2 separate regions of the Mus musculus genome follow, and region 2 is linked to region 1. The links are chromatin contacts, found by Hi-C or POLR2A ChIA-PET in ENCODE. All regions are on one chromosome and are shown on one strand. Each heading gives the region's core, a stretch centred on a gene start or an enhancer-like site at or near the end of the contact. The rest is flanking DNA. Distances are from core to core; before and after follow the strand shown.

The links. A loop is a pair of places that touch in the nucleus more often than their neighbours do. ChIA-PET counts read pairs that join two places held with the same protein, here RNA polymerase II (POLR2A).
Region 2: a loop to region 1 is called in a map of left cerebral cortex, with 6 times the contacts of the local background. The contact joins two enhancer-like sites. A Hi-C loop is called at or near these places in 6 of 37 maps with a recorded cell type or tissue (gastrocnemius, left cerebral cortex and v-Abl transformed pro-B cells). POLR2A ChIA-PET finds 5 or more read pairs at or near these places in 2 of 5 experiments (Patski and embryonic stem cell).

Annotation. Positions count from the first base shown.
Region 1 is chr15:59,016,667-59,021,304 of GRCm38, forward strand. The region is part of intron 3 of Mtss1 (MTSS I-BAR domain containing 1); the gene reads right to left. Among named protein-coding and RNA genes, the nearest start is that of Gm41330, 24 kb to the left of the region's middle. Within about 2 kb of position 2,140, at least 2 of the 3 ENCODE cell types and tissues checked have a DNase peak (open chromatin) inside an H3K27ac peak, as active enhancers do.
Region 2 is chr15:59,050,213-59,054,514 of GRCm38, forward strand. All of the region lies in intron 3 of Mtss1 (MTSS I-BAR domain containing 1), which reads right to left. Among named protein-coding and RNA genes, the nearest start is that of Mtss1, 30 kb to the right of the region's middle. Within about 2 kb of position 2,864, at least 1 of the 3 ENCODE cell types and tissues checked has a DNase peak (open chromatin) inside an H3K27ac peak, as active enhancers do.

The DNA.
Region 1 (4,638 bases), core at 890-3,389:
AAGACAGGGTCTCTCTGTGTAGCCTTGGCTGTCGTACAACCTAGGCTGGCCTCAGACTCAGAGATCCTCCAGCCTCTCTTCCCCAAGTGCTGGGATGCAAGGCGGGCACTTCCACTGCCTGGTTCCTTTTCCCTTTTCAAAAAATGTGACTTATTCTTTGAGCATGTCATACAAACAAGCAACGTATCTTAACCACATTCACCATCGCCCTCAACCCCCTTCCCCAATCCCTTCCCAGCTCCCCTAAGCCCAGAGTTAAATCATCAGAGCTCAATCACTGCTGCCAGCGGCTCATGGGTGGTAGGACCATTCACAGTCCTGTGGCCAAGCTATCAGAGACCACACCCCTAGAGAAAATGGTCACCATCAACTGTCAGTAGCTAGGGTAGTGGCTTGTGAGTCCCCCACCCCACCCCCCCATCAGTGCTGGAAGGTTGACTGGCTTGCTCTTGTGCAGGTAACAGTCTTGTCACAGCTCCCACACACACCCATCAGAAGACACTACTTGTGCCAGTGGCCCCAGCTTCTGGCTGTTACCATCTTTCCGCCCCTTCTTCCATGATGTTGTTCCCTGAGCCCTAGGCAGAAGGAGTGTGTGCAATGTAGAAGTCCTGTAGCCTGGGAACTCCACAGACACTTTCTCTCTACACTGTGACCAGTTCTGAGTCTGTATTATCATCAACCATCATCCGCTGCACCAAGAAGATTCTCGAATGAGGACGAAGGCAGCTCAGCTCTCACCCAGCAGGTGACCCATTTCCAGTTATTAAATGACAACAAGCTTTATGAGAGGAGGTCCCTCTCCGGCGGCTGTGGCCTGGATGTGTCTGTGTCTCTTTTAAAGTCACAAGTGAAATTCTAACTTCCAATGGTATGGTCCTTGAGCTCTGCATGAGGTTAGAGTCTGTATAAGGAAAGGCAAGAGAAAGATGATCTCTCTCTCCCCCACGTGAGGACCCATCAAAGCCTACATCTGCAAATCAGGAAGTAGGCTCTTGCCAGCTACCTCCTGGTAGCTTCTTCTTGGACTTGCAGCTTCTAGAAATTTGCGAAATGGTCTATTTTATTACTGCTGCTTAAACCAACATAGCATCTCCGCATTATTTCAAAGGACTGTAAACAAGCCCCTGGAACTTTGAACTCTGTTAATAAGCATGATAGTAATAACCTCCACAGGGGAACCCCAATGAGCAATCCCCCATATTGCCTTCCTGCCCATTTACAGCAACTCTTTCCAACATCAATAATAGGTAAAATAATAGTATTAGCTAAATCGTACAAATTATGCCAATAACACAGCGCTCAGGCTCCATGGACAGTTCAGAGTCTTTGCAGGAGCAATGAAGAGTTCCTCATCCATTTCTCCCGATTTACGTGGTTTGTACCTTGTGAATGGTGTGTGCGCGCATGTGTACGTGCCTTGCTCCACAGCATTGGTGGGTTGCTCTTTAAATAAAATGAAGTAATTGGATTGCAACAGGCTTATTGCAGAAACGCTACCCAAAGTCACAGGGAGTCACTTGGCTCGTTTCTAAAAGTGATTAAGGACACGTAGCTACAATCGGGCTGACATAGGCACTCGGATTGTCTATGTCAACTCCATCAGCCCCACCGGTTGAATGCCACAGCAGTCTTGGGGGGAAGACTCTAGGCTAGGTCTACTATCTGCAGCCTCCCCTTCATCCTGGATTCACTTTCTCTACCTAGGCTGTTCTAGCCCAATCTGGGTGACGTAAGACATCACCACAAGGAATGGCTAGCAGTATGACAAGCAACAAAGTCAACTCCAGGCCAGGAGAGCTGTCCTGAACATCATGAAATAAAGAGGCCACACAGAACACCTACTCGGGAATAAAGACCTGCATGTAAGCAAAATCCCTCCTCTTCCTGTCCTCTGCCTTAAAGTGACCTCATGATTCCCTATCCATGGAATCCAAACAGCCTGAGTAGTATCAGGGTGGTCTCTGTCAGACTCTGTCTGCACACACTGCAAGGCACCACCCCCAAATCATGGCAGCTGGAGGGTGTCCTACAGCTGTCCCCAAAACGCCTTTGGGCTTCAAGGCAATACACACATGCACAGAAGGCCTTCTCGGGCCCTGACCTCAGCTGTGGGGGACGGCACTCTGTGCAGCCTAGAGTTAGATTTCAGCACACACAATCATCTGACTGACTTGGCATCAGCTGGGCCACAGAGACAGGAGCCCAGAAAAGGCAGCATTTTAACCCCAGAGAGAAGGGACAGGGAATCACTGACACGGGGTATATTGTCTATTTCTTTGGGTACTGAAAACGGTATGTATGTAGATAAACACGTGTATGTACACACACAGACACACAGACACACAGACACACAGACACACACACCCTCGGACCGAGTAAAAACAAAATCAAAGCGGTGCATCAGCCAAGCCTTCCCCCACAATAGCACAGATCACTCACCCACGACTCCAACCGAAAAGGAAGTTGTTGGGTTGTAGTTAAACTCTTCCTCCCACTCGCCTCCCATCCTGTGCTAAATGTGAGTCTCTGGCTTACTGAAGGAATCCACACAGCCACAATAACTCTGTGAAGCTTGTACAAAAAAAGCCCACGAGATGGGTGCTCTAAATTCTGAACGTGGGATGCCTCTGTACTCACTCGGCAGAGATCTCCCGCCCACTTTCCCATCCCTCCTTTCTGCTGGGTGCTTCCCGTGAAGGGCTGAGTTCTCCTTCACATTTAGGGGCTTCCTGCTGCTGTCTCCCCTCTGAAGCAACAGCATTGGGGAAGAGGCACTGACTGAAGTCACAGTATATACACAGACAGAGACACACAAGATGAACGCGTACATGTACACATACACCTCATATTTGGATCACTCTCGGTCCTCCAGACATGAGGTTGTTTTCAATCTACAGAGACAGAGAGAAAATATCCAGTAAGCAGTACAGCCCATCCCCCGCTGGCAGCGAGATGCTAGGGGGCTTCAGGAAGGGCCTGGCCAAGAGGGAGTTAACCTCTGAGAATTCTCATCCTTTAAGTTCAATAAGGGAAACTTACCAACCTATTTAGGTCTCAAAAATGACAATGAAAAATTATCTCTTTCTAAAATACAAGGGTCATTTGGAAAAATGAGAAGCCCGAGAAACCAACGGTCATGAAACCCGCTCTCCAGAAACACCACAGAAATTACGTTCATTTCCTTCCAGGACTTTTTCTTCCTGTAAACAGATGGATTCTTGCAAGCAGTCCCTGCCAGCTCACCCAACAGCCCCAGCATCCATATGAGTGGTTTTTAACCTTCTGAATTCTGAGACCCTTCACTACAGTTCCCCATGCTGTATGCTGTGGTGGCCCCAACCATAAAACTATTTCCATTACTACTGCATAACTGCCATTTTGCTACTGTTAGGAGCTGTATGTAATGTCAATTTCTGATATTCAGGACGTTTCATCCATGACTCCAAAGGGACCATGACCCACAGGTTGAGAATCACTGATCCAGACAAAAGGCAAGCTTGTCGATCCACGTCTCCCACTCGCTCTTAGAAACAGAAGCTCCCACTGGCTCAGGCTAACATGGAAGGAAACCATGCCTAGGAACTGGACAGACTAGACCGTGAAGGAGTGGGTCCACACAAAGCCAGGGTAGGCACTGCTAACAGAACCATAGACCCCATCCCCACCCACACCCAGGCCTCAGTGAGAGACAGCTAGGCGACATTCCTGGCCCAAATAGTCCCTAACCATAACCCTTTGAGAGAAGTAGACTCAGCAGTGACTAATAAAGGGCTTCCCTGCATGCCAAGACCCTCAGACCCTATGCAGCGGGGAGCTGGTCACTCTCTACTTAACATGTATCTGAACTTGGTGTGCTTTGCTGCACGCAGCTGCTGGCCTCTAACCCCACTCTTACTTCGCAATCTGTAAGTGGAAGCCCTGCTCATCTCTATGCCTGTGTCAGCATACAGTAGGTGCTCATCTCTATGCCTGTGCCAGCATACAGTAGGTGCTCAAGAAATGTTAGCTGAATGAGTGGGTCAGGCTTTTACTCATTATGTGAAAAGGGCAGACACCTTCGTTTTCGTCTATTACATTTCTTCTCCCATTAATAGGCAGAAAGGAGAAGGCTCCCTCCTGGGCCTGTCTACAGTCCTCTCTGGAGTGGGAAAGTCAAGGGATGGGTAGGGTGATGCAGCCATGTATAGCTTCTTCAGGATGTTCTAGTGTTCCAGGGGCCTAAGTTTGCAAGCCATGGTGAATTTGGGAAAGGGGTGAGGTCAACCCTGTATACATGTCTAAGATGTACCTACTCTATTTGAACAGGCACTCTCATACTTCAGAACCTCTGCCCCACAGCATATTAAAGCTGTTGTGTATTTAAATACCGGGTATGGAGACTAGGACACAGACAGACAGACAGACAGACAGACGATGGGACAGGTCTGCTCTTTATTCCCCAGCATCCATGCTCCCTCCCACATCAGCTTTCCTAAATTGAACCATGCATGCCAATAAGGAAAATGCAGGTCAACAGCTCAGGCGACTTCTAATGGTCTGTGTGACCAAGACGTGTAACCATGAGCCATCCCGAATCTATTTCATTTAAGAAGGCTAGCTGCTGCCCCGCAGCTACACAATGACATGAAGATGTCA
Region 2 (4,302 bases), core at 1,614-4,113, 34 kb after region 1:
CTTCCATTTGCTTGCCTTACTTTTCTTTCCTCGGTCTGTAAGTAACTGACCCTGACAAACGCATACTCCTGAGACAGCCACAAAAATCAAAGACAGTTAAGACCTACCAACTAATTTTGTTGTGGCCAGTGAATCTGAAGAAAGACAGCATGTTCAGAGTTTACATAAATAAGATGTTAATTCCAGAGTATAAACTAAGCACATAGAATTGTGCCTATTGCCAATAAACTCAAATTCCATCATTTCATGATACACATTATATATGTATATATTATATAAATAATATATACATGAGATTAATCAAGTTATATGATTTTATTTAGAAAATCAGTATCAAAATGGAGTCCAGATTTCAATATTGTAAACAAGGTAAGCATATTATGAAAATTGATTTTTATCCACATAGTAACTACTTGTGGAAGATTTTCATAAATTTTGTTAATAACTCATGCTAAAACACCTCATGAGAATGACAACAAACCTTTCAGAGCTCTTTCCTTTGAGAAATAACACAAAAATGTGAATATTCTGGAACCAGAAACCTAGTTAAAATTATCTTGGCATTCTGAATACTAGCCCAATAGAGATGTGCTTCTACAGTTAGTGTCCGCAAACGGTGCAGGTGTGTGAGATGCGTGCAGAGAGGCTCCAAGAGAAAGCAACGCAGGACAAGGAGACGTCAGGGCTCAGCTCAATGGAATGGCTGCACTACAGTTGAAAGTTCCAAGACAGGCAAGGCTACATACACAAAGAAGAGAAGAGAAGAGAAGAGAAGAGAGAAGAGAGAAGAGAGAAGAGAGAAGAGAGAAGAGAGAAGAGAGAAGAGAGAAGAGAGAAGAGAGAAGAGAGAAGAAGAGAAGAAGAGAAGAAGAGAAGAAGAGAAGAGAAGAGGAAAAGACAAAAAGCAACACTGACAGAGATGCATAGAAAGGAACTCTTCCCTGTGTATATAGAAACATAAATTAGTACAGTCACTTGGAGGACCACAGAGGTTCCTCAAATATTAAAAATAGAGCTAGCATATGATCTAGCAAGGCCCCCTGAGTAATATTTAAAGGGAAGGAAATTGCATGTGGAAGACACATCTGTAGCTATTTATAGCAGTACAGTTCTCAGCGGTCAAGAAACAGACACTGTCAGCCAAAGGGGGGAAATATGGTACAGATATTCAATGGCCCTGAACTCAGGGCTGGAGAGATGGCTCAGCAGTTAAGAGCACTGATTGCTCTTCCAGATGTCCCAAGTTCAATTCCCAGCAACCACATGGTGGCTCACAACCATCTGTAATGGGATCTGATGACCTTTTCTCGTATGTCTGAAGACAGCTACAGTGTACTCATATATATATAATAAATAAATAAATCTTAAAGGAGGGAGGGAGGGAGGGAGGGAGGGAGGGAGGGAGGGAGGAATTGGACATAGAATGGTGGTTACCGGGGGGCTGGGGAAGGAAGGCTGATGGGGAAAGGCGAATGGTACTAAGATAGTTAGACAGAGATGTGACACTCTGCTGTGCTACCTCATAGTATGGTGGCAGTAGATGGCATAGATTGTATCTCAAAAAACTAAAGAAGAGACAAAGGAGGAAGAGAAAGACATGGGTTGGGGGAGAAGAGGGTGGAGGGGAAGGGAGGGCAGAGGAAAACAGGAAGGGAGGGGGCAGTGGTAACTCTCTTTTACCAACTTCTAACTAGAGAGATGTTTAAACACTACATCTAAAGTCTCCGAGCAAAAGAGCCAGCCTGGGAGATACTCTTTCAGCACAGTAAACGGCTCTGAGCCCCCTTAAGCTCACACGTGAACAGCCTTCTACACACTCATCCTGTCCGTGGTGACACACAGACCACTAAGATAGGTCACTCGTCTGGAGAGCCAGCACTGCCGCCCAACCATGAGGAGCTGAGTTTGGATCCCAGCAACCATACAAGCCGGAGTGTGGTGGCAGGCACCTCTAAGGCTAGAACTGGGACACAGGCAAAGACAGGCGGACCCTAGAGTCACCAGCCAGAAAGACAGGCTGAAATGATGAGATCAGTGTGGGAGGAAGACACCTGCTATCGACCTCTGACCTTCATATGAGGCACAGCCACAGGCATACCGGTATACATAAATATGGACATACGTACTAAGCACATAACAAAATTAAGATGAGAGCAACACACACACACACACACCAGACATTCATAGATGTACAAGCATTGCCCGCACCACAGCCTGTAATGGCAAATACCTAGGGAAGATACAAATCCAGCCACAGAATAATAATTAGAACTCGCTCTATCCAGGCACTGGAAGTCCATTTGTCTACTAGACACAGCGAGGCGCATCTACAGGCGACGGCGAGGAACGGTATCGGTACCGTAGTGTGGAGCAGAAGCCAAGGGGCTTCAACGTTTCCCAGGAGTGGCCATCTGAGGAGGCGTATGCAGAATCACATACACACTGAGGGTGACAAAAATGATTACCAAGGACATTAAACCTAATCTCTAAGAGGGGCAAGGCTAAATGCAGTTTTTAGATTTTTTTTTTTTTTGTAAAGAGTACAATTTTTTTTTTTTACTAAATTAAATTGTTGGAATAAGGAGTACTTCCAAGTTTCTCATACCATCACCATGGAAACAGCTCATATCAGCCATATATTCTTTAAGGCATACAGGTTCCCACATCCAATAAAAGAAAGCAACCACACTTTGGATTCTAAACTGTACTGCAAAAACAACCTGAAACCAAATGTCTTAAAGATACATCACACAGGAGTCTGTTCACAGTGACACACAGGCCGACAGCAGCAGACATCCCCACCTCCCCAGCCCCCAAGCCTGGCTCTGACCCATTACCTCCACTGAGAGCCTCTTCCTGCTTCTCTTCCAACAGTTGCCGTTTCCCCTCCCCTGGAAGCATGAGAATTTCCAGGCCCTCCAATCCCCTCCCCGCCCCCCCAAGAGGGACTCTGGGAGCAGCCTCTTCAAAACCACAGGTTCTTCCCACAGGAAATTATAGACAATCGGGGTCACCCTTCCTGCTGCCCCTTCAGGACCCACCCAGTAATTTAACAGGAAAGTCTAAAAACATGCTCTGAATTCTAGATCCTTGAGAATGTAATCCCACGCTGGGCAGGAGGCTCACAGTGGTCATCCCAGCACCCAGGAGGCAGAAGCAGGAAGACCGGAAGTTCAAGGCCATCCTCAGATGCCTTCAAAGGCACTCAGTCTTGGCTACTTAAGACTGTCTCAAAAAAGAGAAGGCTCAGCAGGTAATTTCGGCTGCTGCCAAAGATGGGACCCACTCGTTAGAAACAAGAGAACCAACTCCTGCAAGCTGGCTTCTGGCCTCCACACACACCACGGCACTTGCACAAAGTAGATAACGCATGTATGACTGACAGTTCCAGACACGGCTGAGGGGGGAAGGAGAGACACCACACGGATGGACAGTCAGTCACATTTTCACAACAGCAAACATCGGTTTGCATGTTAAGCTCCTTTAGAATCCAGGTTCCCCAAGGTTCTACAACAGGTACATCTAAGCTAAGTCATTTTAAAGGCATTTCAAAATTACATGGGTTAGTTAGTACCTTCACCACACAGACAAACCAGGTTAAGGAAGTCTGATGCTTGACGTCACGGTCGTATTTCCATGGGAATGTTTTTGGGATGCGGTTGGCGTCTCAGAAAGGAGGAGAAATGGTACTTCCCCTGGGAAAATGTCCCTGATTCCCTGGCACCAGGTTAATTGCTCACTTTCCGATATTCCCCTGGTGCTGTGAGCTTCGGCTATTACCTTACCACACATACTATTTCTGCACAGGCACTCTTTATTTACACATCTCAGTCTCCCTACTCAACGGTGTGCCTTTTGGGGACAAGGGGGAGGCATATTGGCTCTTGTGGTCCCGTGACAGTCCTGCAACAAAAGGAGCTGGAGTCTCAATCTATAAATATTTAATTAAGTGCCCACCGCCGGTTGTGATGAACCACTGGAGGTATGGGAAGGAGCCTCAGCTTTGCACTAAACACCCAAAGTTAGAGCAGGTTCACAGCTATGCAGGTAACGAGGGAGCCCAGCATGACCAGACAAGGAGCAGGCAGACAGAGTGGTTGTATGGGACTGAGAGGAAGGTGGGCCTACACTATCCACTTTCTTCTGGCACCTCTCACATGTCACGAATATTCCTGGGATTCTCTGAAACCATGAAATCTTTTCAAAAGATTTCACCTTCTGGTCACTGCTTTCATAAGCATATTTTAAATATCAGTTAGGCTCTGGACACTCTGTCTAGTGGGGTATCATCAGGACTCTGTC